Regions from separate parts of the Homo sapiens genome. Here regions 1 and 3 are each linked to region 2. Evidence: read pairs that join two places in POLR2A ChIA-PET (ENCODE). Cell type or tissue: OCI-LY7. All regions are shown on one strand. Links, peaks and the distances in the headings refer to the core of each region. The heading gives the core; the rest is flanking DNA.

The links. ChIA-PET counts read pairs that join two places held together with the same protein. Peaks named below come from ENCODE experiments on the same cell type or tissue, not always from the same donor. Only the 100,000 strongest peaks of a DNase experiment are listed, where the experiment ranks them.
Region 1: POLR2A ChIA-PET joins it to region 2 with 8 read pairs; 2 of 35 experiments call an interaction of 5 or more read pairs at or near these places.
Region 3: POLR2A ChIA-PET joins it to region 2 with 6 read pairs; 11 of 35 experiments call an interaction of 5 or more read pairs at or near these places.

The regions. Positions count from the first base shown.
Region 1 is chr4:184,663,893-184,674,183 of GRCh38, forward strand. PRIMPOL (primase and DNA directed polymerase) reads left to right here. Exons shown (of 14, transcript NM_152683.4): 6 at 2,025-2,172; 7 at 8,281-8,568. Among named protein-coding and RNA genes, the nearest start is that of PRIMPOL, 19 kb to the left of the region's middle. In OCI-LY7, for the core only: no CTCF peak of the experiment used is centred there; a DNase peak (open chromatin) is centred at 4,849.
Region 2 is chr4:184,534,589-184,544,879 of GRCh38, forward strand. It overlaps LINC02427 (long intergenic non-protein coding RNA 2427), which reads right to left and starts at 2,995. Exons shown (of 3, transcript NR_147158.1): 1 at 2,914-2,995. RefSeq lists enhancers at 2,726-2,935, 3,006-3,335. In OCI-LY7, for the core only: CTCF peaks have their summits at 3,625 and 3,826; DNase peaks (open chromatin) are centred at 3,003 and 3,603; H3K4me3 peaks cover 2,421 bases; H3K27ac peaks cover 2,367 bases.
Region 3 is chr4:184,447,707-184,457,997 of GRCh38, forward strand. All of the region lies in intron 1 of IRF2 (interferon regulatory factor 2), which reads right to left. Among named protein-coding and RNA genes, the nearest start is that of IRF2, 22 kb to the right of the region's middle. RefSeq lists enhancers at 5,800-5,859, 10,104-10,163. In OCI-LY7, for the core only: no CTCF peak of the experiment used is centred there; a DNase peak (open chromatin) is centred at 5,885; H3K4me3 peaks cover 965 bases; H3K27ac peaks cover 924 bases.

The sequences.
Region 1 (10,291 bases), core at 998-8,997, 130 kb after region 2:
GGAGGCATAATTAGGTTAGCTCTTATGCTAATTTAGCAGATGGTTAATAATAATTGGTGATAATGTAAAATACCCTGTGGTTCAGTGGCTAAACTGACACATTTCAATAAGCCCCTTCTCCACAGTTAGAATGAATTCTGGTGCTAATGTATTTTATTAGGACCACATTTCAGGGCAACATTGTCCACTCATGTAAGTTTAACTTCTGGATTTTATAATTTAATTATTTAAGTAACTTAAAGTTTTAATTAAAGTTAATCTTGGGAAATAGAATTTAGGAGAATATGATTACTTGTCCTACCTAAAGCATCACTAAATTTATTCTCTGTAGCTCCGAAAGTACAGAAGTCGACTTCATTCATCAAATAGTTTTTAGTCCCTACTAAGTGTCAGGCACTGTGCCCAGGCACTAGGATTACCAAGTGGTAAGTCAAAGAGACATAATGTCTGATGGCATACACTTTGTAGTCTAATGGAGGATAATACGTTAGGATAGATTTAGCTGCCATAATAAAGACCCAAAATTAAACTGGCTTAAACAAGACAGAAACCTATTTCTCCCCCAAGTAATATCTAATGTGGCTCCGTACTGTTAGGGACTAGGCTTGTTGCTTTGCTGTCCCTAAGATGTTGCCTTCTTCCATTGTCCAAGATGGCTCATACCACTGTGTCTGCATTCTAGTCAGTACAAATGGAGAAGGGGACGGTACGCCCTTTGCCTGTTAGAGGATCACTTAGAAGTGGCATACTTTCCTTCTCACGTCCCATTGGCCAGACTTAGCAGCCACACCCTGCTGTAGAGGAGCCTGGGAAATGTAGTCTTTGTTCTGGATGGCCTCCAATCTAGCTAAAAAATTGGGATTCTGCTTCTACAGAGGGAGAGAACAAATATGGAGGAAGAGCCCCTGTAATACAGAGGAAACATGTCAAACTAATCACATAAATCAACCTAAAATTGTAAGTCTATAAAGAGAAAAAGAGTATGTAGGGGGAATTTGATGTAGAGAGGGAAATCAAGGAAGCCCTCTCTGAGAAAGAATTTACAGAAGAGTAAAGCCAGAGGGCATGAGGACAGTGTGGTGTTAGAAGAATCCCAAAATATCATTAAAAATACAGTTTATTGCGTAACTTTGAGGTATCTAAACTGACGGCAGTTCATAAACATTTTTGCTCATGTCAAGATAATATTGCATGGTAGTTCTTAGTAGCTTCATTTTGCAAATGAGAAAATTGAAGCTTTAGGGACTTGTCCTAAGGCTGCACAACCAAGGCTTTTTTAAGCAGTTACATGTGCTAAAAATTTCCATTTTCTTTTTTATTCCTTAAAGCAACTCCAAAAGGTAGCTGCTATTATTATTCCTGTTTAGCAGCTGGGAAATGTTAAGGTTTAGATTTGACCAAAGCCATAGAGCTGGCAGATGGCAAAGCCAAAACTGACACTGACCTGTCTCTGACTCCAGCCCCCGTGCTTGCTGCCTTTCTATTGTGCATGGCCTTCATGCCCAGTGCCTTGTAGTCTCAGAGGCTGTATTCTTAGAGCTGGAGTCAGGCTCAATATGAACTAGACACTTTCTGGTAATTAAAACCATTAAAAAAAATGAATTAATGACTTTTTTTTTTTTTTTTTTTGAGATGGAGTCTCACACTGTCACCCAGACTGGAGTGCAGTGGCACCATCTTGGCTGACTGCAATCTCCGCCTCCTGGGTTCAGGTGATCTTCCTGCCTCGGCCTCCTGAGTAGCTGGGACTTATAGACACCTGCCACCACGCCTGGCTAATTTTTATGGTTTTAGTAGAGACTGGGTTTTACCATGTTGGCTAGGCTGGTCTCAAACTTCTGACTTCAAGTAATCTGCCCGCCTTGGCCTCCCAAAGTGCTGGGATTACAGGCATGAGCCACCACGCCTGATCAGAAATTAATGACTTTTTAACTCATAGATGATATATAAAGAGATGCTTATTGCTTATAGAAAAATTTTAAAACAAAAAATATAAATTATTTGCATTTTACTTGTGTTTTTAGTATGTGTGTAAAGCACTTCAAGAGTTATACGGTGTTAATTGCTCAGCTGAAGATGTTTTGAACTTGGATTCTAGCACTGATGAAAAATTCAGCCGGCATTTAATATTTCAGCTCCATGATGTGGCATTTAAAGATAATATTCATGTTGGTAAGTACACGGCTTTTTAAAAATCATGGAGTTGTATTCAAAACTCATATGTTCTTATTCCTCTTAAAATTTTGTGTGTACTTATCAAGTTTTATGGTCATTAACTTATCCTAAAAAATGCGATGTAGGCTGAGTGCAGTGGCTCACACCTGCAATTCTAGCACTTGGGGAGGCCATGGTGGGCGGCTCACTTGAGGCTAGGAGTTTGAGACCAGCCTGGCCAAGCTGGCAAAACCCTGTCTCTACTAATTAGCCGGGCATGGTGGTGCATGCCTGTAGTCCCAGCTACTCGGGATGCTGAGGCACAAGGATTGCTTGAACCCAGGAGGCAGAGGTTGCAGTAAGCCAGGATCACACCACTGCACTCCAGCCTAGGCAACAGAGTGAGACCCTGTCTCAAAAAAAATAATGGCAATGTGTTTCTTCATGTTTTCAAGATGTTCCCTTAGCTTTGGACCTGTCTTTCTGTTCTAGACACATCAACCTATTCAGGACATCTTTGGCATTTGCATCTCTAATCCTAGATACTGGGATGGCCATCCATGTCCAGATAGTGGTTTCTGCTCCAACATGATTTATTTCAGTTTCCTGGAAAGTGCATGAGAGGCCTTTCCATTTCAAGCCTTATCTGCAATCTCATTTCTGGATTTCTGACCTTTGCTTCGGCCTTGCTTTGGGGCTTCGGTCCCAGGTCGTATCAAAGATGGCTTGTTTATTGTTCCAGGCAGAGCTTCAGGGTTGGGATAATTCTAGATGTACGAGTCTGAAAGTGAAACCAGATTATTTATCTCAGGCCTGGGCCCAGGTGTAAAACAAAGTCAGTCCAAAGGAGAAACACATAGTTAGAATGGGAACACCATATGAAGGTCTGAATAAAAGCCAAATCCTGAGTGCTTATCAAAGCAGGGGTGGGACAAGAGTCCAAACAGCAGATGATTGACTGAAGCTCAGGTAACAGGTAATTCAGTTCAGAGCTGCTAGCGTCTTAGAGTTTCACGGCCACCTAGAGTAAAAGGCGTGGACATGGTCACTAAAGCACTGGCATGAAAGCCAGGAACCTGATTTCTGGATTAGGGGAAGGTGGCCACAGAGACCCAGCATGCTGTTTTCACAAGGCTCTCGTCACCTGCCTGTTTCCTGGTAGCTCAGCTGGACGTTCCTTCTCAGTCTCTCTCCCTCATCCTGTGAGAAACACAGTCACCCATCCAAACCCAAAGAATGGACTTAGAGGCATGGAGAACAGTGAAAGTGAGACTTTTTTTTTGAGACAGAGTCTCGCTCTGTCGCCCAGGCTGGAGTGCAGTGGCACGTTCTTGGCTCACTGCAACCTCCGCCTCCCGGGTTCAAGCGATTCTCCTGCCTCAGCCTCCCGAGTAGCTGAGACTACAGGCGTGTGCCACCATGCCCGGCTAAGTTTTTGTATTTTTAGTAGAGGCGGAGTTTCACCAGGTTAGCCAGGATGGTCTTGATCCCCTGACCTTGTGATCTGCCCGCCTTGGCCTCCCAAAGTGCTGGGATTACAGGCGTGAGCCACCGTGCCTGGCCGAAAGTGAGACTTTTAATAACGGCCTTACAAGATTGGGTGTCTGGTAGACAGGCACATTCAGGGCAGTTACAGCAGGTAATTTATCTCCTAGCACGCAAGTCCCTCCCCCAGTTCCTCATTGGCTGAGTACTATGGGGTTAACAATCTTTCCAGACATCACCTAAGTTTCATTATCCCCCTTATAAGGTTATACCCCATCCCCTTCCCCACTTGAGTTTTGATTTTCCAATAACAAACTTTCTTCCTTTTTATGGGCTGACCCCTCCTCTACATTCTGTTCACTTATTAAGACTTTCTAGGTGCATGAGCCGTGTGGTTTGTTACATTTGCAGGCTGGCTGCCGGTACTTAGATTTATCATGGCTTGAAAATGAACCATTTAAAATGTTTTCTCACAATCCTTCAGATATTAGTAATGGTAGAGTCCATCTTTGACCCTCTTCCCACTCTATCCTCACCCTTGATGATCAGCCACCATCATGGCTTTGATATGCATCTATGTTGATGACTCTGAAATCTTTATCTTCAGCCCAGATTGTTCTAGACGTCAGACCCATCCAGCCAACTGCCTCTAAACACTCCCCACACAGATGGTTCCAACTTGGCATGTCCTGTGCTGAGCTCCTCATCCTTCCCCAGAGTCACATCTTCTCCGTGATGTGTGTATCAGTGAGTGGTGTCACCAGTTACCCAAGTAGACACGTTGGTATCATCCTTGCCCTCTCTGTGCCTCTCGCCCTACTTAGCCAGTCAGCTGGCTAGAGTGCGCTGATTCTGCCACCTGTGTGCCTCAAACCCTCCAGTGATTATTCGCTGCCTTCAGGCAAAAGCATGGATGCCGTAGCTTGCAAAGCGAGGCCCGCTGTGCTCCAGCCTCATCTTCTGCCACCCTGCCCTTTGCATTCAGCTCCTGTCCTGGGCCACATTTCCTCTAGTCCATGGGCCTTTGAACCTTTTGATGCTGCTGTCTAAACCGTTGTGCCTCCAGATTCACCTGGCCTGTTAGGATTCTGTAGACGTCAAGCTATGTGAGAAGCTGTTTCTGTCATATCTCAAACCCTAAGCCTTACTTGGATTAGTGTTCCTCTGGGTTGCAGAGAACGTCCAGGGCTTATGGTGTCAAAGCATTTACCACTTCCTGAGGTCATTTCCTGTTTTCTTTGTCATCTCCTCTATTCTACTTAATGTTTCTCTAGGGCAGGGACTGTTTCTTACTTTGGTATTTCCAGAGCTTAGCCCATAATAAAAATATCATTATCAATAATATTACTAATAATATTATTAATTACTAATATTATTAATTATTAAAAGCGATTATAAATACAAGTCGGCAGCCTCATCTCCCGCCACCCTGCCCTTTTCATTCAGCTCCTATCATGGGCCACATTTTCTGTAGCGCTTGGGCCTTTGCACTTGCTGATGCTGCTGTCTGACACGATGTGGTCTGTTCACCTGGTCCTCCTTACCATTCGTGCATTCATTCAGAAGGCATTAATAAATACCTTTAGGGACTTGTCCTAAGGCTGCACAACAAAGGCTTTTTAAGCAGTTACATGTGCCAGGCACTGTGCTAAGTCCTTAGTTTCATTTTCTTGTTTACTCCTTACAGCAACTCCAAAAGGTAGGTGCTGTTGTTACTCCTGTTAAGCAGCTGGGGAATGTTAAGGTTTAGATTTGACCAAAGTCACAGAGCTGGCAGATGGCAAAGCCAAAACAGACACTGAGCTGTCTCTGACTCCAGCCCCCGTGCTCGCTGCCTTTCTGCAGTGTGTGGCCTTCATGCCCAGTGGTATCTGAATAAATCCCTTCCAAATGAAGCGTGAATAGTGAGGAGGGACTGCCGTCAGGGTGTGGAGGCAGAGTGCCAAACAGGCTGTTTCTTTGCTTGCCGTGTACTGGTCATCGTCTGCTCCATGGCTACTAGCCACAGGCCGAAAGCTGAGAATCTCTTGCTCAGGAAGAAGGAGAGAATAGAAATTTGTGAGGTACCAGCAGTTTCTGCTACAGGTATCTTCTGAAAGCAGATGGCATTCATCTGGGCTTTCAGTAAGATTTCATTGTATAGTCAAAGGTAAGAAAGCCTTTACAGTCAGAACAACATAAGCAAAACTATAGAGATAAGAGTGCGTGGCTCATTTGGGGACAGTGAATGGTCTAGTGTGGCTAGAGAGATGCGATCAGGCCTTCTCCTGGGCTGCCAGCTCAGCCCCTTTCCCCTAGAATTAGGAGCTGCCAGAGCCAGAGGTGCAGAGAATATGAAGTAATTCAGAATTTTTCCTTGTTTCTTCCTTTAGTGTGTCTTTTGATGACATTTCTAGTTGCTATTGTCAGCCTTTCAGAAAAGAGAATTCAGTTAAATGTAAGAGATCATAGATCTTGATCTGCCTAAAAATACTCTTCTGCCAGTTTGCTGTCATACCTGAAATTTCTATGACTGACTAGTCTTTTGAGTTATTTCCAGCAAATTAGATAGTTCCTGTCCTCATGAGGGTTGGGGGCAATAAGATCCTGGAAGGGAAGTAGAAAGCAGTGTGGTTTGCTGGACCAGTGTGTTAGCGTTGATGCTAGTGACAGTCATCAGTCATGGTCCTGGCCATGGTCGCTCCATGCCAGGGTTCCAAGACCTGTGGCCTCCCCAGCACTGCCATTGCCACCATTTCTGCAACCATGCATTCTCTTCCCTTATTGTCTGGGGTCAAGTAGCTGCAATGTTAAGTTTTCAGGAAAATTAGCTTTATCAGTTTAGGTTTATATGGCTTTGTTGTCCTTTGATATGTTGTGATTTCTTTTCACTTGGTGTTTACTTTCTCTCCTTCATTGCAGAAGTAATCCATCCTGTACCAGCATATCATTGCAAGCACCAAATGCTTTTGCTTTGATTTTGACATTTAGTGCTTTATAAGAAATTGGATTTGTTTCTTTGAGTAGGAAAGTAATTTTTTTTTTTTTTTTTTGTGAGACAAGAGTCTCACTCTGTCACCTAGGCTGGAGTGCAGTGGCATGATCTTGGCTCACTGCAACCTCCACCTCCCAGGTTCAAGCAATTCTCTTGCCTCAGCCTCCAGGTAGCTGGGATTACAGGTGCCCAGCACCACACCTGGCTAATTTTTGTATTTTTAGTAGAGACGCGGTTTCACCATGTTGGCCAGGCTGGTCTCAAACTCCTTACCTCAAGTGATCTGCCCACCTCAGCCTCCCAAAATGCTTGGGATTACAGGCATGAGCCACCACACCTGGCTGAGTAGGCAAGTAATTAAATCTAATGTGAAGAAATAAAAATGTGAATTTAGAGTATGCATTTGTTAATGTAAGGGCCCAAGCTTTCTGGTAAATAAAGTGAAGAATGAATCTAAACAATAACAGTTCTACAGATTAAAATTAAATTTTTCTTACAGTATTGCATTTCTTGAGTATTGTTACACATGAAGCAACTTAATAGCCAAATTATTTGATTTCATGGTGTAAATAATATGTCTGAGTTTGAAGAAGTTCTGGATTTTCTTACCAACTTTTCATGGTACAGATAGTACTGCTGTTACTCTGAGTTCTTAGAATAAATGTTGAAGTGCAGTAAATGTATCGAATTGCTTTTGTTGTGGATGTTAGCTCCGAGGCCGTAGTCCATCGTGTGCCCAGTTTGAGGCAGAGGTAGGAGCAGCAGCCTAGGGGCTGACGGCTGTGAGAGCCAGGGTTTGCAGGGCGTGTCGTGGCAGGTAAAGGAGAGCAAATGAGCTCTTGAGAAATTTGCCAGTGCCCTAACTCCCCGAGATTTCCTCAGTGCTTCTGTCTGTTAGCTGAGCAGCAGTTTCTTCATATAAACCTTCATTCTTCATTATTATTATTATTATTTTTATGATCTCTTAAGGGCACGAGAGCCCTTCATTCTGTAATCATTGAATGTGAAGATGAGTCCTCCCAGTATGTATTAATAAGTAGTGTTTTCTTGATGACAGCCTCTTAGGCTCAGGCCCTACCAGCAGCATTGACGCATCTTCTCAAATGAACTTTCCCTTCTAAGATAATTTGTTTACATCTCACACCAGGCTCCCAAGTCAATGGAATTGAAAAGGTAAAAGATTTCACAAAAGGAAGTCACAGGAGTGGCATATAACAATTTATAGCGACTCGGTTTTTTTTTTTTTTTTTTTGGTAAGATGGAGTCTCACTCTGTCACCCAGGCTGGAGTGCAGTGGCGCGATCTTGGCTCACTGCAAGCTCCGCTTCCTGGGTTCATGCCATTCGCCCACCTCAGCCTCCCAAGTAGCTGGGATTACAGGCGCACCACCACGCCCTGCTAATTTTTTGTATTTTTAGTAGAGACGGGGTTTCACCGTGTTAACCAGGATGGTCTCGATCTCCCGACCTTGTGATCCGCCCGCCTCGGCCTCCCAAAGTGCTGGGATTACAGGCGTGAGCCACTGTGCCCGGCAGCAACCCAGTTTTGAAACCAGAAATCAAAAAATGGTTTTCTGTGTAAAATTGTCATATGTGGATTCCTGGCTAGACCTTAAGATGCGGTGTGTGGAGAAGATCCAGGTGAATGATAATAGCTTTTTTCCTTAGGTAATTTTTTGAGAAAAATTTTGCAGCCTGCTCTTGACTTGCTTGGCAGTGAAGATGATGATAGCGCTCCAGAGACAACAGGCCATGGATTTCCCCATTTTTCAGAAGCACCTGCAAGACAAGGATTTTCTTTCAATAAAATGTTCACAGAAAAGGCTACAGAGGAAAGCTGGACATCGAATTCAAAGAAACTGGAGAGGCTGGGGTCAGCTGAGCAAAGCAGTCCTGACCTTTCATTTCTAGTTGTGAAGAATAACATGGGAGAGAAGCATCTTTTTGTAGATCTCGGTAAGTAAGATTGACAGCTTTCTCCATCAGACCGCCCTGGTGCTTTCGTGAGAGACGGGTTGGTGCCCACTCGTCACCGTGCTCGGGATTCTTGCTTCCTCCACTGCCCAAGTCGCCAGCACGATGCAACCAGTGAGTTCAGGTGCTGGGAATCTGTGAGGTTTTTCTCCAGAGATCTTAGAGGGGTCCAGGCCGGCCTGAGCTCCAGCAGAGGATGGCTGTGGCTGGCTTCTGCTCTGCATGTCCAGAGGATTCCTGCTGAGGGAGTTTTACAGGGGACAGTTGGACCAGCTTCCTCCAGGACTGCTGAGAGGTTAAGTCAGAGTACAGAAATTTAAAAAACAGACTCGGTATAAAAGCAGTACTCGTGTGGCGCGGTGAGCCTGGGTGTTCTCCTCACCGAAGATCTCAGTGGTAGTGGCAGGGCCCATTTCATCAGCTTTCTTGCTGTGTTCAAACCAGTGATTTCTTAACCCAGTGTGGTTTGCTAGGCCCTGGTCTCAGAGCCTGAGGATGTCAGAAGCCCTGGGCTGACAGGACTTGAGCATGATTCAACAACAGGCCAATCGAGACCCTAACACAACAGCTCCCATTGGTGAACTGCACCTCATTTTTATACTGAGGCTCTAGCTTGTGATTTCAAAAGCCATGACAGCAGCAGGTTTTTTCTTTTTCTTTTTTTTTTTTGAGACGGAGTCCCGCTCTTTAGCCCAGGCCGGACTGCAGTGGCACAATCTCAGCTCACTGCAAGCTCCGCCTCCCGGGTTCACGCCATTCTCCTGCCTCAGCCTCCGGAGTAGCTGGGACTACAGGCGCCCGCCACCGCTCCCGGCTAATTTTTTGTATTTTTAGTAGAGACGGGGTTTCACCGTGTTAGCCAAGATGGTCTCGATCTCCTGACGTTGTCATCCGCCCGCCTCGGCCTCCCAAAGTACTGGGATTACAGGCATGAGCCACTGCGCCCAGCCTCTTTTTTTTTTTTTAAGATGGAGTCTCGCTCTGTCACCAGGCTGGAGTGTGGTGGCACGATCTTGGCTCACTGCAACCTCCGCCTCCCGGGTTCAAACGATTCTCCTCCCTCAGCCTCCTGAGTAGCTGGGATTACAGGCATGCGCCACCACGCCCAGCTAATTTTTGTATTTTTAGTACAGACGGGGTTTCACCATGTTGGCCAGGCTAGTCTCAAACTCCTGACCTCGTGATCCGCCCGCCTCAGCCTCCCAAAGTGCTGGGATTACAGGTGTGAGCCACTGCGCCCGCCAGACAGCAGCATTTTTGCTGTTGGCTGTGAACACCTTGGAGAGCTTCAGTGTGTAAAGGTTGAGGGAAAGTAGGTTTAAATTATAGGTCAGATTCCCAGGCCAACAGTGGTACTGAAATGAGGGACGTGTTTCTGCTGGATTGCATGTTTTTCTAGCACCTCTGGCAATCAAGCACCAGAACTTGGAAAGACAGAGGAGTGTGAGGTCGAGCAGCCACACGGGCAGAGGCACCTTCTTCCAAGCCTGACAGGTTTTGCTTTATTACCAGAATATCATCTCCGGGTGGGACTAGCCTGCAGTCAGTGAGGGAGAGTGCGTAACAGGAAGTTGATCCAGGGAGAGCGGCAGTGGCCAGTACCCGTCTCTACTTCTACCCCAGCAGAACACAGTACCCCAGGTCACAGCACACCTAACCTTGAAAGTCAGGCTACCGGACTAGCAAGGAAACCTCCCTGGTACTC
Region 2 (10,291 bases), core at 1,539-9,538:
GGCCTTGAGTCAAAAAAGAACTGCTGGAAGAATCTATCATTCTTAAACTATGGCTCTCCCTCCCATTTATTTCTCATAACAACAGAGCAAAACAGAAACCAAGAAACAAGATCATAACTCAGAACACTGCAGCTATTTTTTCACAATCTGCCCACTTCTTAAATAGACATGAAATATTGTAACTAGCTATATTCAGATACTACAGGAAACAGAAAGACCAGAAGAAAAACCTCAAACATCCGGCCTTCATCTTTCCTCTACATTAAATCTACTTTTCTTCCTAACTACAAATGTCTCCTCTCAAGAAGTTAAAACTGGGCATAATGCCATGGAGAATGACCAGGTTCACACTTTTCCAGAATTAGCATTTCTCAGATAAACACGCAACCCACATATCAGGAAAATTACCATTTATCAGAGGGGACCAATCCTAAAAGTTCTGTTAGAACACCAGAAATGATATTGATATGCAAGCAACGCGACATATCGAGGGTTCTGTGAGTGTATATTCCTTTGGATCTTTCAGGAAACCTTTCAGCTATACTTATGGTGATAAGGTATATACTATAGTATACAGTATATATATATAGTATGGTGATAAGGTGTATCCTTTCAGTTTTACTTATGGTGACAGGTTATACTTATGGTGGAGTTGAGTCAGTGTCTTTATGGAGCTTTGCTGGAACCTAACATCTCTCTTGTTGTCCAAAGCAACAACCTCAGGAGATAACAAAAGAATCCTGGTGAGCAGAACATCAGCAGTGAAGACTGCACTTTTTGTCTCATGTATCAGTTGAAAATAAATGAATGGCACCTCTGACCTGGAACCAACTAACTCTGCACTTTAAGTGGCAGCTTGGGGCAAACTGAAGGATTTGATGTCAATTACTGTGTTTTATGGGCTATATATGCTGAAAAGATTTTCATTCTGTTTTGAAACAAAATAAAAGGACCTGGCACAAAAGTGACTATGCCCTGACACTCTGTACAAACCAAACTTGTGTGTTAACATTGTTTCAGATTTTTAACATCCCAACTTCACAGGCTAGACTGAAATCCCAAAATTTTACTTTTAGTACACTTCAATGATTTCTTATAAATTTCCCCACTTTGATATTGAATAATGATGATGATGATGGTGGTGATGGCAACAGACACCTCTTAATAAACACTCACTGTGGGCCAGGTCCTATGCTAAGCCCATTAAACGCATCAACTTGTCACCACTGGTACAACCCTACATGATAAGTATTACTATTTCCAGTTTACAGACGAAGAAACTGAGGTTCAAGGAGATTAGACAACCTGTCCAAAGTTACACAGCTAAGGGGTAAAGGGAACTTAACACCCAAGTCTGTGCTCCTTCTTCACTAAATCTTCGACTTCTTAGATGTCAAACTCTGAAAATTTTCTCTTTTTTCCTATAATCTGCCATGCTTCTACCCTTTTCCTACTTCTCTCCTACTGAGGCTGTTCAGGAATATCTCATGATGAACTCCAGCTCTAAATTCATTTGAAAAAATATTTACTGAGTGCTCACATTAATGCTTCATTCGGTGATTTGCAAAGGTTTCTTAGGAGCCCACTGTGTGCTAGATGCTGTGCTGGGTGCTGAGGATTCATCGGTTCACAACATTGACAAAAATGCCCCGCCCACGTGGAGCTAACATTCCAGAGAAGGCAAAAAGACAATAAAGATAGAGATAAGAAATACAGGGATGGCTCAAAGATAATAAATGCTAAAGGAAAGCAGGCTAGGGGAACGGGAAGAGAGAATATTAGGGAAGATGTACACGTGTGTAGGACTGCAATTTTAAATGTTAGGAAAACATAATATTTGAGCAAAGACTTTCTGGGGTATGAGGGTTAGTTTTATGTGTCAACTTGGCTAGGCTATTATTAATTATTATTATTTAATTAAATTATTTAATCAAACACTAATCTAGCTGTTACTGTGAAGGTATTTTGTAGATGCGGTCTGCTTTGAACGGCATTTCTAGCGGCCCTGGCCTTGTATTACACTGGACACTCTACTGATTACCAACTCACTCACTTTTGGGAGACTGTGGGGTTTAGGAACTATGTTGACATACTTTATTTTGAACTGCCTTCACAAAAACTGACAAGCAGGGAGGACCGGTAATATCACCCTTATTTTACAGACAAGAAACTAAGACTCAAAGAGGGAGACTAACCTGTAAGAGATAACAGAATAAATAGCAGAGCTGGGTGTCAGGCCACCATCCTATCCTTCTTGACAATATACTGGAAAGGAATTTGCAATCACTTCTAACTGCTCACCTTCCAGCCACCATTCACTCTTCAACCATTTCAATCTGACACACCCCCTAACTCAGATGTTTTGCTTTTTTAGGGGGGTGAGGTGGGGACTGTAGTTTTCCATGAATTACATACATTAAGGGTGTCTGTCAGTCAAGCGGCGCCTTAAGGAGATGTCTCATTCCCCCAGGCTACTGTCTTCAGAACAAACACATTAACCAAAACCAGTGAAAAGAACATGATAAGAATCCCGGGCCCAAGGATTACAAAGTACACAGCTCAGAACAATCTCTAAAGGAAGCACGCAGGGTAAAATACCCAACAGCCTCCTCTACGTTCCTCTAAATTTCCCACTGAAATCCCTTAAAGAGAAAACATTCACCACTACAATAATATCCAAGATTGTCAGCCTATCCCACAGTCTGGGAGGGATTCCTACAACTCCAAGGACGATGTGACCAAGGACAACAGCCAGCAGGAACCACCTGTGCTGGGCCCCCGCAGCGAGGGGCAAACACCTCTCTCCCGGTTCAGAGAAGCAAGATCTGTGCCCAACAAAAAACTAGACAGCCGTCTCTCTCTGTGGTGCCTGCTGCTTTTTTGTGAAAGAAAAACATAAGCTGTTCCCAATACCTTCCCAAGCAGCCGACAAACGAGGGCTCTTCCGCCTTAAACTTTCCCCATACCGGGCGGAGCCCCAAGCCACAGGAAACCTCCAGCAGGAAGTCGGGCTGCCAGGGCGGTGGCGGGCGCGGTGCATCCTGGGAGTTGTAGTCCGTTCTCGGAGGCGCAGGCGCAGTGGTGAAGGCGGGGAGCTGGGGGCAGCACCGCAGAGGATTGTACTTTTTCCTGAATGATACAGTCCTCCTTCCACATCCTTGGGGAATTGGTTCCAGGACCTGTGCTGATACCAAATCCGGAATGCTCAAGTCCCTGATATAAAATGGCGTAATATTTGCATATCGCCTACGCACATCCTCCGTGTACTTTAAATCTTCTCTGGATTATTTCTAATACCTAATGCAATGTAAATAATTGTTATACTGTGTTGTTTAGGGAATAATGGTAAGGAAAAGTCTGTACGTGTTCAGTACAGATGCAATTTATTAAAGGATATTTTCGATTCCTGGTTGATTGAATCCATCGGTGGGGAACACTGTGGATACCGAGGGCCAAATGTATGAGGGTGTCGAAAAAAAGTCAGGGGGTGCCGTTAGGAGACCTCGTTTCACAGAGGGAGGGTGATCTGATGAATGTCGGCCGCACAGGAAGACTTGGCTTGGAAACGGGTGTCGGCCTCCGTCCAGTCTCAGATCTGAAATGGACTGAGATAGCCCCCAAGTGGACAGAGTGGGGTGAAGAATAACCCACACGATCTACAAACGGGACTGTGGAACTGTGACAAAACGTCGTAGAATCAAGGAAGGCGAGCCGACGCAGACTCAGAGAAAGAACAAACCTCAGAGTCATCTACCTTATAAATAGAACTTTTTAAAAAATTTTTGGCTTCTTCAAAAACTATCCCCCCAAAAAAAACAACAACAAAAAGCACCAACGCATATTATATATTAGGACTTGTAGGCAAATGAACGTATGGCACAGTCTGGACTCATATACATCAAAATGTTAAAATTAGTCTTCTTTGGATGAGAGTGTTGCATTTTATAAAACTTATGTGTATTTTCCTCATTGTTTACAAAGATGAAATAATTTTTTGGTTTGAAATAAGTATAAAGAAAAACACATAGAGCAATTTTTAAACACCTTGGTATCTACGACAAAGTTTTATCATATTTACTTCAGATCCTTCCTCTCTTCCTTCCTTCCTTCCTCCCTGTTTCTTTCTAGAAAAGAAAAGAAAACCAAAAAAATTATGGCCGTGCACGATTGCTCATACCTGTAATCCCAGCACTTTGGGAGGCCGAGCCGGGCGGATCACAAGGTCAAGAGTTCAAGACCATCCTGGCCAACATGGTGAAACCCCGTCTCTACTAAAAATACAAAAATTACCTGGGCGTGGTGGCACGCACCTGTAGTCCCAGCTACTCGGGAGAATAAGGCAGAAGAATCGCTTAAGCCTGAGAGGCAGAGGTTGCAGTGAGCTGAAACTGTGCCACTGCACACCAGCCTGGGTGACAGAGTGAGACTCTGTCTAAAAAAAAAAAAAAAAAAAAGAAAATTGAATTTGACTAATGACTAATGAAATGGGTTGTGTGGAAGACCTGGGTGACCAAATAAAATGCATAACTGTGCAAGTCAAATGCCTGCCACCCAATCTTCATTCTTGTGGAATTTTGAAGTTGGCCAGATAGCCAGTCTCAAAAAATCTCCATCCCCAAAAAACACACATGCAAAAAACAAAAACTTTACAAGTAGTGTCCCTTATGTAGCCCTTTGTCCTCTGCAGGGAAATGCATACATACATACATAGATTCTGCAGAGTATTTATGTATATGTCTCTGTGTTTTTGTTTTTTGAGACAGGGTCTCACTCTGTCTCTCAGAACTGGAGTGCAATAGCACTCATGGCTCATTGCAGCCTCAACCTCCCCGGGTTAAGGTGATCCTCCCATCTCAGTCTCCCTAATAGCTGGGACTACAGGCACACACCACCATGCCTGGCTAATTTTTTGTAGTTTTGTAGAGATGGGGTTTCACCATGTTGCCCAGGCTGGTCTCCAACTTCTGGGCTCAAGCAATCTGCCTGCCTCAGCTTCCCAAATTGATGGGATTACAGGCATGAGTCACCATGACCAGCTCAACAAATTTTTTAAATCAAAATCATATCAAGTATCTTATCAGACTACAATGGAGTCAAACTAGAAATCAATAAAAAGAGAAACTTCAGAAACTGTACAGATACAGGGAGCTCGAACAGCCTGCTTCAGAACAACCATTAAGAAAAAAATTCAAAAATTTCTTGAAAGAAATGAAAATATAAACAACATACAAAAACCTGTGGGATACAGCAAAAGCAATGCTAAGAGGGAAGTTTATAGCAATAAATGCCTGCATCAAAAAAATAGAAAAGTATGTCAAATATACAACTTAATGATGCACCTCAAGGAACTAGAACAGCAAGAATAAATCACACCCAAAATTAGAAGAAGGAAAGAAATAATACATATCAGAGCAGAACTAGGAGGTTGAAGATTATACGGTATATATAAAGTCTTGATAAATTTTGACAAGAAGGCCTTTTTTCTTTACATCAAATAGCAGGATCTCACAAGAGAGAAAGCCTGCTACTTAAATAGAACATAGTTAAATTAGTTATTGGGACTGTGCTTTCACCTAATTAATCAGCTCCTTTTAGGGGAGGGGAGGAGTGGATTCTAGTGAGACAACCACCTGGGAATTTAAATCTACAATCAAGGAATATATAGTTGGAGCCAAAAGATGAGGTTCTTAATCAGAGAACTTAGATAAAACCCAGGAAATTCAGAGAAGGGAAAGCTGGAATTTTCTAAAAGTTAGGTATAAACAACCAAATATGGAGTCCAGCATAAAACATCTTTTTTTGTGATTTTTATTTCTTCAATTACTTAAGATTTGGCTGTTAGTAGTATTTATATTATTGATACTATATTTATACTATTATTTGGTTATTTGGATTTATTGGAGTATTATATTGATTAAGATAATAATACTACATAATAATATAATAAATAACAAATAATACTACATAAAAGATAACAAAGAAATAAAACAGTAACAGTCAATTCTCAATTATCTGTACTAAGGGAGGGGAAGGCCGAGTACAAATCATTAAGAATTATTAATCCCTCTAGTTGGGTGAAAGTTATGGCCCTTGCTTTTAGTGGCAATGGCACCTGAATCCTGACCCAGCTGTCAGCCAGGCATCCGAACTGCTGAGATAGCTTCCATCACAAATAAAATATCTAGTGAAACGCCAGGTGTGGTGGCTCACGCCTCTAATCCCAGCACTTTGGGAAGCCAAGGTGGGGGGGCGGTGAATCACGAGGTCTGGAGTCTGGAGTTCAAGACCAGCCTGGCTAATATGGTGAAACCCCGTCACTACTAAAATTACAAAAATTAGCCGTGTGTAGTGGCATGCACCTGTAGTCCCAGCTACTTGGGAGGCTGAGGCAGGAGAATCACTTGAACCCGGGAGGCAGAGGTTGCAGTGAGCCAAGATTGTGCCACTGCACACTCCAGCCTGGGAGATAGAGTGAGACTCCATCTCAAAAAAAAAAAAAATCTATATCTATATATATAGTGAAAAAGAAACTTAAAACAGTTCTGTTTTGACTATATCAACAGCAAAGTTTAAGTCTAATATAAATATTACTACTATAGCCAGGCATGGTGGCTCATGTCTGTAATCCCAGCACTTTGGGAGGCTGAGGCAGGCTGCTTGAGGCCAGGAATTCGAGACCAGCCTGGCCAACATGACGAAACTCCATCTCTACTAAAAATACAAAAATTAGCCAAGGATGGTGGCGCAGGCCTGTAATCCCAGCTTCTTAGAAGGCCGAGGCCCAAGAATTGCTTGAACCTGGGAGGTGGAGGTTGCAGTGAGCGGACATCATGCCACTGCACTCCAGCCTGGGTGAGAGAGCAAGACTCTGTCTCAAAAAAAAAAAAAAAAAAGAAAAAGAAAAAATTACTGCTGCTATGGTGACTTTGCCTTTGAAAGTTCAGCAAACACTTGTGAAATGTGCACTATGGAAATGGGTCGTGTGCTGAGTGCCAAAAAATTCAACTCCCAACCAGTGCAGCTCACACCTCGTGGGTGAGGCAACACTGCAGGGGGCCCTGAGAACCCTCCTATGCATGGGTTGATTTTCCCAGCCAGTGGATACTTAGAAGACAAGTATTATCTTGTTCACATTTTATTTTTAAAGGGGTCGTCTCCACACAAATGCCACGGATCACAAAAAATGAACAGGGCGTGGTCTCTGCCTTTGGGAGCACGTCATCCACTAATATATATTCTGATTATCATAATGATGCTATTTCGTAAATTAGGAATGATTTTTCAAATTTAACAAGAGGAAACCGAGGCACAAAGAGGTTAAATAATTTTATTATTTCCAGCGTAACTAAATAATCTCCCAATAACATACTAAGTCTCAGTTCTACTAACTTAAGTCTAGTTTTCCTTTCTCCCGCTGAACTATTCAATGTCTTACCTCATGGTATCTTTTTTACCCAAGAAATCAAAGCACTTTGACCACATTACCCAATCTGTTTTTCTGTGCCTAGTTAAATTTTATCTTTTCTCAGTTCGAGTGTTTCAAAACTAATTTTGCACCGAGACATTTACTTTAGTGTGTTTTATAACAGAGTGAACTCTGCTAAAAAGATTTCCATTTAATGGACTCTCCCAGTTGACCTATTCTACCCATAACCTCAATAATATATCTGACTAGTGCCACTGGCGCATGGAGGCTTTTCTCCAATATGCCAACTTCCTTTTTCTTCCATCAGTTGAGATGTTAGTTTTCCAGAGTTAGTTGTTGTCTTAAAACCCACTGGCACCATTTGTACTTACTGTTAACATGTAATTTAATTAAGCTGTATGCAAGACAAGGAACTATGAGTTCAAAACAAGAGACTTGCTGTTTCAATGATAATCATTGAGTGCTTTGAGGAAAGGCAAGAAAGCTAAGTGGCTGAGAAATGCTGTTTAATTAGACTATACAAAGAATGCTTTTCAAATACATTAAAGTTTTCAATCCACTTTAAAGAAACAGACACTGGAAAATTGGAGATGATACATATGGGGGTGATTTATGCAAGAAAGACTTCATAGGGCCAGGTGTGGTGGCTCACGCGTGTAATCCAGCACTTTGAGAAGCCGAAGTGGGCGGATCACCTGAGGCCAGGAGTCCGAGATCAGCCTGGCCAACATGGTGAAACTCCATCTCTGCTAAAAATACCAAAAAAAAATTAGCTGGACACACACACACAAAAATTAGCTGGGTGTCGTGGCACATGCCTGTAATCCCAGCTACTCGGGAAGCTGAGGCAGGAGAATCACTTGAACCCGGGAGGCAGAGGTTGGGGTGAGCCGAGATCACACCACTGCACTCTAGCCTGGGCAACAAGAGCGAAACTCCGTCTCAAAAAAAAAAAAAAAAAAAAAAAAGACTACATAGAAATGAGGTCAGCAGATCTATATAAAGAGAAAACACCTTGGCTCTACCTATAAAAGATTGATAAATGAGTGTATTTTTATTTTCAGTTACAATGTTTAACATTTGTTTCTATTTCTCAACTCTCCATTTTTACTAACTTTTGTAATTATACAACTACCTACTAATGTAAATCACATCAGTTAAGAGAGCTTCTGCTGTATTCTTTGACATAACTGAAAATAATCTTCAGGAATTTAGAAATTAGGATTGAAGTTCCCCCTGGATTAGGCAGTGAAGCTGATTACTCTATTGGATGATTTGCTTAGTTTTTGATTCTGTAGTTGACTTTGCAGAATTTTTTTCCACGGTAAATTCTAAGTTAACAAATTTTTTAAAAATCCAATCCTACTTTTTCAAATCCTGAGACACTATCACACCTCCTTAAAAGAGCATCAGTGATAGAAATGGATTCATTAATAAACTGAGAGACCATCTGAATTCAGATGAAACACTAGCTTTATTTCCATAATGCACCAATTATTAAATACATGAAGTTTCATTTCAAGGGCCTGAGCTTTAAACCTACTGCAGATTAGGCCATTAAGAGGGGCTGATGGGTTCCATATGCATGAAGACCCACTGAAATTGACCAAACCGAGACAGATATTAAGCAGCCAGTAAACCTCACTAGCAGTCTCTTAAAAATGCAAACCAAAACGGCAGCAGAAAAATGCCATGTTTTTCCTATCAGATGAACAAACTTTTAAAAGAATATAATGTTTATATTGGTTAGGATGTGGAGAAATGGATAGAGTAGAAGGGTGTATTGGTATTACTTTAAAGGGGATTTGGCATGATATTGAAATTATAAATACTCTTCAAGTTAAAAATTCTGCTTCTTGTCATTTATCCTAGAGAAACGCTTGTACATGGGCACAAAGAGTCATGTAAAAGGACATTCATTGCTTCATAACTGCAATCATGAAAGATCAAAACCAATCTAAAAATCAGCAACAGGAGAACAATGACATAAATTGTGACTTATTTATAGCATGAAATATGTTGCAGCAGTTAAAGAGAACAAGTTAAATCTAATATGAAAGGTTGTCAAGGACATACGATTTAGTGAGTGGGGGCGGAGTAAACTATGGCATAGAAATACATCATATGATATGGTTTATGTATGAACAAAAATATTAACGCATAAAATGCATTGAAAAGGGTCTGGAAGGATCTACCTGAAACTAGTAACAGTGTCTACCTCCAGAGGGAAAGACTGGTATTGAGGCGGTGGTCAAGATGGATTTTGCTTATCTTACTGTTTTAACTGAAAGTGGGTTCATGTATTACTCATACATTTAAAATATATATATAATAAAAAGCATTAGGAAAAAAAGCCAAAGTTCTCAAACAGGTTAATCACAAAAGAAAAAATATAAATGGCAAAAGAAAAAGTGAGAAAAAGTTCCAAAAATATTTTTGAAGAAAATTTTTCAAGGATTATTAATAGCTCTCTCCTTGGATGATGAAACTATGAATGAATTTTTTAAACTTCTCTTTCTACTCTTCCATATTTTTAAAGTTTTCTATAGTGGAAACACATATAAGAAATGTTTAAAAGGCTGAGAAATGGCTGGTAAATCCTAACTAGCATGTTGTCACCTTTAAATCTTACTCTGACAGACAGCATATAGTCCATTTGGAGTATGTGGAAATTTATGATGAAAAATTCCCATGGAAAAGTGATATTTGAGGTGAGTGGCCCTGTCCTGATGTCATATGACAGACAAACACACTGATGTGTTGGAAACCAATTCTAAAAAATTCTACATTTTAATTATTTTTCTTAAAGCCCTGATTTGTAGTGTTTGCTGATTTCCATAGTGTTATAATTTGAATTGTGTCCTC
Region 3 (10,291 bases), core at 1,199-9,198, 87 kb before region 2:
CCGCCGTGATATTCTTGTAAGAAATGCATAACCAGAAACGTCAACAAGCCCAAACGGATACACATTCTCTAAGAAAATTGCCTTGTCATTGTCAAAAGTGTCAAGTTCATGGAAGTCAAGGAATAATGAAGGAGGCAGGGCACCGAAATTCAACACCTAGCCCTGCATCAGATTCTCCTGCTGCAAGGGACATGACTGAGACATTCCAACAGGAACAGGGTCTGCGGGTGGGAGGCGACTCACACAGCGGTGCTAGTTTCCTGATTCTGATGGCCGTGCCAGGGTCTCAATGGAGACTATCTTCGTTACAGCAAAGACACATTCAAGTACTCAGGAGTGATGGGATATCAGTATTGGCAAGTTACTCTCCAAAGATGTAGAAAAATAATTCTTTGTACTATTGTTAAACTGTGGTGGAAGTCTGAAATTAGCTCAAAAGAAAACGACTTGGCCAGAAAGACAATACCAAGTAGGTAAGTAATTTCCAGTACAGAGGGAAAGACGACGACAGCCTTTCTGCAAATACAACAAACTCTAGGAAACCCCCTTTGTGGTGCTTAAATGAAGCTGCTGGCGGTTTATTCGTCCTCCGTGCACCAGGATGGTATTAATAAGCACATGCATCAATCACTTTATCTATCCATCCATAAGGGGCAGCTTAATCAAGCAACAATTAGCTGAACAAGGAGGCTCTAAGCTTCATTTCCTGGGGGAGATGAGGAGTGATGGTCCATAATTCATTTAAATTGTTCAGTTGTGTAGAAGAGGAGAAATAAGACGGCCAAAGAGCTCTCGTGCGTATTTGAGAGAAAAGCGCTCAGATTTAGGCGCCAAAGATTTACCTCCAGCCAAACTTCTGTGCTAATTCAATAGAAGTTATTTATGTTTTATATTTTAAAGCACAGAATTGGTTTCCAAGTCACTCTGCCTCACCTCAAAGTTAAGGTGGAAGAAAAACCGCCAGAAGTGCCATCGCTGGGTCACTGATAGATTTGCAAATTGTAGATGTTTGTCCTCCAGAGGCCCCTCCACCACCAGTTCTCTGCAGGACACTTCAGGGTTCCCAGCGCCCCAAATCTGGCATTCCCAGAATAGTTTCATTTTCGATCATGACAACAGTTCCCACTCCCACAGCTTTTCAAGCACTTGGCTCAGGGAAGACCCACTAGGAGTAAGGGCTTTGCTTTTTGTTTCTTGTTTACAACGTTTCCTCGACGTGTGCAAGACGGAAGCCTGAACAACTGTCAGTTCCACTTGCTCGTACTTGGCTGAACACTGCAGTTACTCCCCTGGCCTCGGACTCCGGAGAAGAGCACACAGCACTGTCCAAGAACAGCTCCCACACTGAGAACAGAAACCGAAACCAGGGGTGAAGAACCGATCCTTCCTTCCACAAAGCCTGGACCAGGCAGCCATTCAGACTGCTCTCCTCGGCCCCCAACCCCAACCCAGCTCTGCCCTACAGCCAGAACACCCTTCCAAAAGCACAAACAGACTCTCATCATTCCACTGCCTAAAGCCTGTCCTTACCCCACAAGCCTCCAGCGAGGGGTCCGTCCCAAGTCTCTGCGTCTGTCACCCCTCAGCCTCAAGAGCATCCCCTCTCCCAAGCTAACTCTTACTCATTTTTCAGATTTGGCTTCAAAGTCACTTGACAGCAAACCTTCTCCATTTCACCAGGCCAGGCCCCCAAATCTGTAGACAAGAATCTCCATGAGGACCAAAGTCAATTCTGTTTTGTTCACCATGCTATTCCCAGGGCCCAGAGTACGGCAGAGGCCAACGCTCAATAAATATTAGTTGACTAAATAATGAACTTGCTATATACGCCCAGCACAGTGATACGCAATGACGGAAGGAGCTTGCAGCCTAGAAAGAGAAGACAGGGACACAGGCAATCACAGTGAGGAGAAGGATGAACTGCCATCAAAAGAAGCGTGCACCAATGCGTGGGAAATGCCATCTAGACAGGCAGTCGGGGATACCTTACCAATAATGCTTTAAATGACTTTAGGTTTTCAAGATACAATCTGGAATGTTGTTTATGTAGATCTTGTTTATTTTATACATGGGAATTCACTAGAAATGTACTGATGTTCACCAACACTGCGCTGGCCGTTACCAAGAACTATGGTATGTGGTTAGTATGGTGACCAAGCCAAAATGGAGCACTTCTGAATGTGAATGGGGTCTCATTAATACTGACACCTGAAACAGATATAAAGAGCGACTGTTCCTGGAAACACCAGGATGTGAGAAGCCTCTGGTTGTAGGGGCTAGGTATACTGACGCAGGCTCACCGTCTTCTATTCAAAATCTTGGGGCCAGATAAAGTCTTCAGAATTCAAAAGTGTGTGGATGTTAGCAAGATAATGCGGTACACATACCATATACCACAAGGAACAAAACACCCCGGAAAGTAATTAGGGCAGAACCCCTTAATCCAACACAGTTAATATTTCTGCAGTGAAACACGAACATTCACACTGATTGGGATAAATAAAAGCTATGAATAGCTTCATGTCAATTCAGGGCAGACTATCCTGCCAAATGAGTCATGATAATAACTTTCAGTTTCAGAGCATTTTGGATTGCAAATAAGGGATTTGGGGCTTGCAGTAGATTTCAAGTTATTTCAATCTTTGGAATATATTATTGTTATCACGCTACACGAAAAATCAGCATCATTTTCCTTAAACTGTATTTATATTACACATTAATCTGGCACACACTAGGCTTAATGTAGTGAATAATAGCACTGTTTAGTTCTGAAATGAAAAAATGTAATGCAAACTATTTCTGCTTATTAGAAAGTGGAAAAATACTTTTCCTAAATATTTTTATAAAATTTGAAATCTTAAGTAGCCATTTAAAAGTATTATTTCCTTTAAGTCGAGTTTACCTAACAATACGTATGTGCTTTACCTTACCAATCAAATACATAAAATACTTATAAAATAAGAAAAGCTTTAAATATTTAGATTCAAAATTTCTTTAAAATAGTCTCCCTAAGGTTCCTTTATGATGGCATTTGTAATATCATTGTTCTTTCTCCATGACATTCTAAATATTTGATTTAAAAACTAAAGTTATTATAAAAATACCTTTCCAAGGATCACGTTAAATGGCATTTGTTTGTTTGTTTGTTTGTTGCTGTGCATGCCCTATGAATGACATCCACACCGTCCACTGAGACCAGTACGTAAGCAACTGCTCCATTTCACATGCCCTCCTCCTCCACGGAAGCCCTGGTGCAAACCGAAAAGACTAAATACCCAGAAGCACAAATGCAAAAACAGACACAGGAATTGTCTGGCAAGTTTACCTCCTCCATTTCTTTTATCACGTAATTTTGAATCAAATGGCAAATATTATGCAACGTGAGAAGTTGAAAAGCACTGAACTGTTTAGATTCCATGGTACTTGGGTAGAAATTCAGTTCAAAGAGGCACATACTTCCTCATGAAAGTGTGAAGAAAGAAGAAACTCTAAAGGTAAAGAGGGTCAAGGTGAAGGGGCCCCAGAGACCTTCCTACCATAAGGGCCAAGGTACTTAAATCAGCTTCTACATTTGCAGGCACTGAATTGTTTATAAATATATACATGCAAAAGTCCAAAGTTGCTTCACAAAATTGTTCTCCTGATGTCTAGGGAGATAATAGTGGTGGTGGGGATTGTGAGAGCAATGACTATTCACTGGGCACCCATGATGCACTCAGCATTAAACTCTATACATTATCTCATTTAACCCTCACAGTAACCCCATGGGGTCGTTCTCATTACTATCCTCATTTTAAAAGGGTGCTCTGGCTTAGCCCATGCCAAAGCTGACTCTAGGTCATCAAACTCCATTATCATGAGAACTGAGGATCCAAAAATGGGCTTCATCTTCAGGGGTATTCTTGGTAATATAGAACCCCTGGGATATAGTATTTTTCTACATGTGCCATTGATCCTGAAACATAAATGCTAGGAAACTGGTTTCCTTCCCCAGCTGGCACTGGACACCACACTAGTTCCTATGGTTGTCTCCTCCTGTCAGGAAAGTGAACATTGAAGTCCCCCAGGCCCACAGATCAGAAAGAAAACACAAGCCAGAATGTTCCCTGGGGCCCTTCCCAACACTTTCTGCTTGCTCAGTCTTTGTTCAGAGTGAAAGGCAATTAAAAATACAAATCCCCCATAAACAGGGATGGAACAAGAAGATAAGTTAGCAGCTGTCTGGGACTCTTCCTAAAAGAGGAAGCCTTTTGACCCTGTATGACCCTAGGGTTGCACCAATAAAAACATACACATTTTTTGCAATCTCTCACACCAAATGCAGCAGCAAAGACAAGCAAGGGTTTAAAGCCTGAAATCCCTACACAATCTCTGTAAAACCTTCACACCTCTATTTGGAGACCCTCCTCAGGTGATGTAGGGACCCAGGCCAGGCCCAAGTCCCCCCAGCACTGCAGTCATGGGAAATGATGCTGGCAGAGGTGACAGGGGCAACGACAGCAGCACAGGGGCACAGGAGAGCTGAGCAAAGGGGCTGGCTCTCCAAAGTGACCATTGCTTCTTTCCAAATTATACCGCTGCACAAAGAATGCGAAGACCATAGGCTTCGGCCCAGGAAAAGCATTCTGCACCTGTCCTACCTGATGAATCAAGAAGCAGAGTGAAAGACGAGGCCATAGCCATATCCAGAGGCTCCCAGAAGGAAGGAGTCTCATCACAGCCTCTCTTTGCTCATGTTCTCATGCCGGCTGCCATGGAAGTGCAGACCGGGCGCAGCAACAACATGGACCGTGGAGCTCTGCGGCACTGCCTGCTTTCGCCCCCAGCTCTATCATTTAGCTGTGACTTTGGGCAGGTTACTGACCTTCTCTGTTCTCATCAGGCTTTGTGAGGATTAAATGAAGAAGCATGTAAAATAAGGCAATGCGGTGGCTCACACCTGTAATCCCAGCACTTTGGGAGGCCGAAGCAGGAGGTTCATTTGAGCCCAGGAGGTAGAGGCTGCAGTGAGCTATGATCATGCCACTACACCCCAGCATGAGCAACAGAGCAGGACCCTGTCTCAAAAAAAAAAAAAAAAAAAAAAAAAGGGAAAGAAAGAAAGAAGAAATAGAGAGAGAAGAAAAAAGCAAATAAACATGTAAAATATCTAGAATAGTGTTTTGCATCTTACATGCACTATGGGAGTATAAAATAGGTACAAAATTTCCAAACAGCAGCTTGGCCAAGGTATTAAAAATTTTAAAACTACACCCTTGGACCCAGCCATGTCACTTCTAGGAATGCTTCCCAAGTAATCTAATCATGTGTGAAACATGCTGTCTTAAAATTAAAAAAAGAAAAAACTACAATGATCTTGAAATCTGATGCAGATACACATGTAATATTCTTTTCTGTAAAAAACAGACAACATGAGAAAACTGTGAATTGCAGATAAATTACCTTCCAGATACATTTAAATTATGAAAATCTAAGAGTATTTTTTACTCCATCATTTTTTTAAAGAGCATTTTCTAGAAAAATTTATGCAAGGCCATTAAGACCTAAAAGGGTAGACTGACTTTTAAAAGTATTTTATAAATTGAAACTCATGCTGGGACCCTTAGGTGTGTTTGGCCCTGGGTCGCAGCATCTAGATGGCATCAGCCTCTGCAATTCAGCAAAGCAAGAATCATGCACAGATTTCAAAGCATATGGACTCGAGCACATACTGCATTTTCAAAGCTTCTTTCCATATGGAAAACGGGAAAAGAAGTGATCCTATATTTCCCTTAATCAGCACGTCCTCTGAGCACTGCCTTTGCAGTACAGGAGAAGTAACATGACCTCGAGAAGGCACAGCTCCTCCTCCTCAGAGTGCAGTAGGAAGTTCCTTTAAGACTGTGTCAGCCTGCAGTATGCAAGCCGGAAAAGACCTCTCAGTCCTCTGATGCAGACACTGGAGACGTAACAGTATAGAGAACAAGTTCAATAAGAGGAGGCACGTGGGAAAAGGGTAGACATCAGAGTGGATAACTGAGCCATGCTGGCTTGAGGAGGAGGAGCGTGGCAGAAACGGCAGGACCTGAATTACCTGAGCTGTTTGTGTCACCCAGTCACCTTTGACTTCATTTTTGAGCTCCACAGACCTCAAAAGGTGTGTTTTGCCCCTTCAGGAACACAGAAAAGACAAGGGGACAAGAGAGAGGAGATGTCAATGTGGTCAGTATTTGTGAAAAGTCAAATAACAGAAACTCAAAGAGCCAGCATACTGGAACTGGAACCTAAGAAAACCTATTTGCATAGAGCAACAAAATTGCTGCTTTCTGACTTCAATCACATCACTAGCAGACTACCTTGAAAACCAACGCCTTCCCAAAAACCAGTTGCCTGAAAATAACCTGTTCTGAAAGGTTGATTTGAAGGGCACTATCTTTTCCCCTGGATGAGAGTAAATGATTTCCTCCCACACTCCACATCCACAGGCTGGCCCTCAGGATCTGCTTCTTGCTGCCACTTTTCCTTTGAGGATTTCCTTTAAGCTGTCCCCTCTGCCAGGGAGCTCTCCATAAAGGTTACCAGCTATTCTTGGTGTTATTATTATTAATTATTATGGAGACATCCAATTTAACTCTTTATGTTCAAATCTGGTCAAGCTCCAGCACACAAACTATAAACTTACGCACTACAGTTTCCGCTAGTTTGATTCTATTCCTGGGATAAACCATCCCAATTACCAATGAATTCCAACTGGAAAAAGAGCCAAAATTGCTACCACTCTAAGTACAGGAATACCTCCGAAGCAAGAATCCATGTCTCCTCTGCAAGCTGCAGAACTGTCTTCAAATATTTTTGGAAGATACCTACTGCCTCTCACCAGTTTCCGAATGGTAGCCAGAGGTGGGAGGGTCGGATCTGGCATCCATTGGATGGTCACTATTTCCCCTCTCTGCCAACCCCTCCCAGGACCACAATGATTTCTTTTCTTTCCCTCTCCTTGTTAAAGCATAATATGGTAGTGGGAGCTCAGATTTGGCGTCAAGCACACCTGAACTGGAACCTCACCACTCACAACCTTCAACTTCGCCAAGCCATAGTTTCCTCATCACTAAACAGAGATCTTAATAGCAACTTAGCAGAGCTACCGTGAGAAGAAACAGATAAAGGCTAGTTTATGTTAGGAGGAAAAGTATGAGGTGAGATTTCCTTGGTCTCCCCTAAGACTTCCCCAAAGAAATTCCAAACAGTAGGGCCCGTGCTCCACCTAACTGCAGTGACTAAGTCAGTGTTCCACAAGGAGCAAGACGATGTCCAGGGTCCACCTTCTGTAATAGAAGCATATTCTCCACCCTGCACATTCTTGGCCAGATTAATCTCCCCAAATGGCTCCTGACCTTGCAGAAAATCCTTCCATGGTTCCACAACGCCCATTGAATAAAATCTGGACTCCTGGCCACCATAATTCATCCCCATCCCACCTTTCTAACCTCTTGTTCCCACTGATTCCCTCCACCTTCTTCTTCTAACCTCTTATCCCACTGATTCCTTTCTTCTTCCTCCCCTCCCCTCCCCCTTCCCTCCCTCTCCCTCCCCTCCCCCTCCCTTCCTTCTTCTTCTTTTTTTTTTTTTTTTTTTTTTTGTAGAGAAAGGCGTCTCCCCATGTTGCCCAGGCTGGTCTCAACCTCCTGGCCTCAAGTGATCCTCCCATCTCAGCCTCCCAAAGCGCTGGGATTACAGGCATGAGCCACCGCACTCAGCCTCCTTCCACCTTCTGATGCAACCAAAGCTTACAGCTTCAGGTACTTGGCAACGGGCTTATCTCTGTATAAAGTCCTGTGAGGAGGAGTCCCATCTCACTCATCCCAAAATACCGAGCACAGTAGCTTGCACATAATGACATGTAGTAATCACTCATTGATAAGAAAGTGGATGAATCCCTCCTGGAAAACTCACTGAGGGCAAGGGCTGAGGAGGATAAGGCGGATGATATTAACTATACGTTGTGATGGATAAACTTATGAACAAATGATAAGCAAAGGAAATAAAATGACTACAAAAAGCATGCAACCTAAAAAAAAATTTTACTATTTACATGCCATTTTCCGGGTGAATCCGGCTAAGGATGTTAATACACTTTTGAATTACGTTGGTTCAACTTTTCATTCCAAAAACCTTACCCCGAGCCAACCGCATGAAAATCGCTGTGTGCCAAGCATTATCTAAAGCTCTGTGGAGTATACAAAGATGATGAAGACATGATCTCTGGCCTCAAAGGACTTACCCTGCAAAGACGAAGGTGGGCACGTCAGTGTTAAAGCAAGCTTTCAAGCAAGACGTGGTGTCCCGGAGGTGAGACTCGAAGCCTGCCAGGAAGAGCACACCGGAGTGGGTGCCTGCCCTGCGGCCGCACACCCACCATCACTGATCACACTGATCACGGGCGTCTGACACACTGGGTTCGAGTTCCCTCTCTGCATCAGACTCACCCCCATTAGTTCATTCGCCTCACAAAAATGTGACTCTGCACTTCAAATAGATGAATTTTTTTCAAAGGCCTATGGGGAAGTTTTAATATTTTATGTAAAAACCCAGAAGAGAGGACTCTGGAAGGCTTCCTAGAAGAGGGGGCATCTGAACTGGGCCTGGAAGCCAAGGGATCCTCAGGTGGAAGGGAAGAAAGAACATTCCCAACAAAAGGAAGAACAACGACAAGGGCAAGAGAGGGGTGGCGCCCGCGTGTCCGAGCCATTGGTGATACGAAGAAGCTGCGCCACGGGGAACGTGAGAGCCGCGGTGGAGAAACTGCTGGAAGGTTTCCCTGAAGCTGCGAGTTCAGAGTCAGCCATGTGTCCTCGCACCTCAGCGAGGGTCCCTGCCGACTGAGCGGAGGAAACCCCTCGGTCCAGCCAGGGCACACACCCGGCTGACGCGCTTTCCTGCGGCCCGGTCCGCCCTCCCTACCGGGAAACCGGGTGCCTGAGCCCAGGGGCACCAATGTCCTGCAGGCGCCTCTGTGTCTGGACAGCAAATAACAATTGGAGGACCAAGTCAGTCACTGCAACTGAATTCAGCCAACACGTACTGAGGGTACCGAGTCTACGCGAGTCCTGTGGCTCGGCCCTCCACAACATACAACCGGTTCAAACACGGCAGTTAGTGATAATACAGTGGAGACGGTGAAATACTGAAATAAACCACAGGAATATCTAGGCCTTTGAATAACATCTTCCAATTTATCGCCCCAGGGAAGTGAAGAGTCCGGCAAACATCCAGTCAATGCCATCAAGGCAGCCGGTCACCCCAGCTGTGAGGGCCTCGGCACCTGATGGCCACATCTCCCCAAACACTCTGTAGCTGCGTCGGATGAAGAGTGTGAGGTGGTTTGGTTAACACATGATACAGGTGGAATAATGCCTCCCAAGTATCCCACACGCTAGCCTCTGCGACCTGTGAATAGACTGTGTTATGTGACAAATGGGAATTAAGGAGGCAGGTGATTTAAAGGTTGTCTGTTGACCTTGACAGAGGGGAATTTTCCTGGATCATCCATGTGGTCCCAATGCAGGGAAGAAGCCTCAATATGGCACGGGCAGCTCTGGGGCTCCCTCCAGTTCCTGAGTCCCACTGGCTAAGGTTTGCACCTGAGGTGTTCGCCCAGCCCTTCTGTGGCCCGGCGTGACGTCACTCGGAAGACCTGGGGACACTCTGGGCGGATAGGAAGCCCTGTCCTAACTTCTGCCCTATGAAGGCATTGTTTCTGGGGGTCTTGCCATTATCCTTGATTCTCTAACTTGGGTTTCTTACCTGAATTTGAGCCAACTGTCTTTAATTCCTCCTCACTTGAGGATTATAAACTTACTATAATCACTCTCTTTACAAACCAATTCAAAACAAACAAAAGAGAGTACAAAAAATATTTTTGTACCTATTCATCATTTCCTCTTAGAAACTTATATAAAAGCACCTCAAAGACAGGCCTGGCTATTATCAAAGGCACAACCCAGTCCTTCCCGCAATGGACCGCAGACTACAAATGCACACGCCTCAGAGCTCCTCTCCAACGCTGCAGGTGCACAGCTGCGACACGCCCTGCTGCTAACAGTCATTAGCTATCATTTTCTGAAATGCACAGGGGAAAATGTTCCAAATCCTCAAAAACCTTCCAAAAAAAAAAGAAAAAAGCTGGCTGTATCCTCGGAACAAAACCCTTCCTTACTGGGAAACAGGAACACATGCACTGAGTGAGATATTTGTGGCCACCAGGAACTGGCTCTGACACTCCCTCCTTCATCTGTTTGTTCCAGCCACCCTG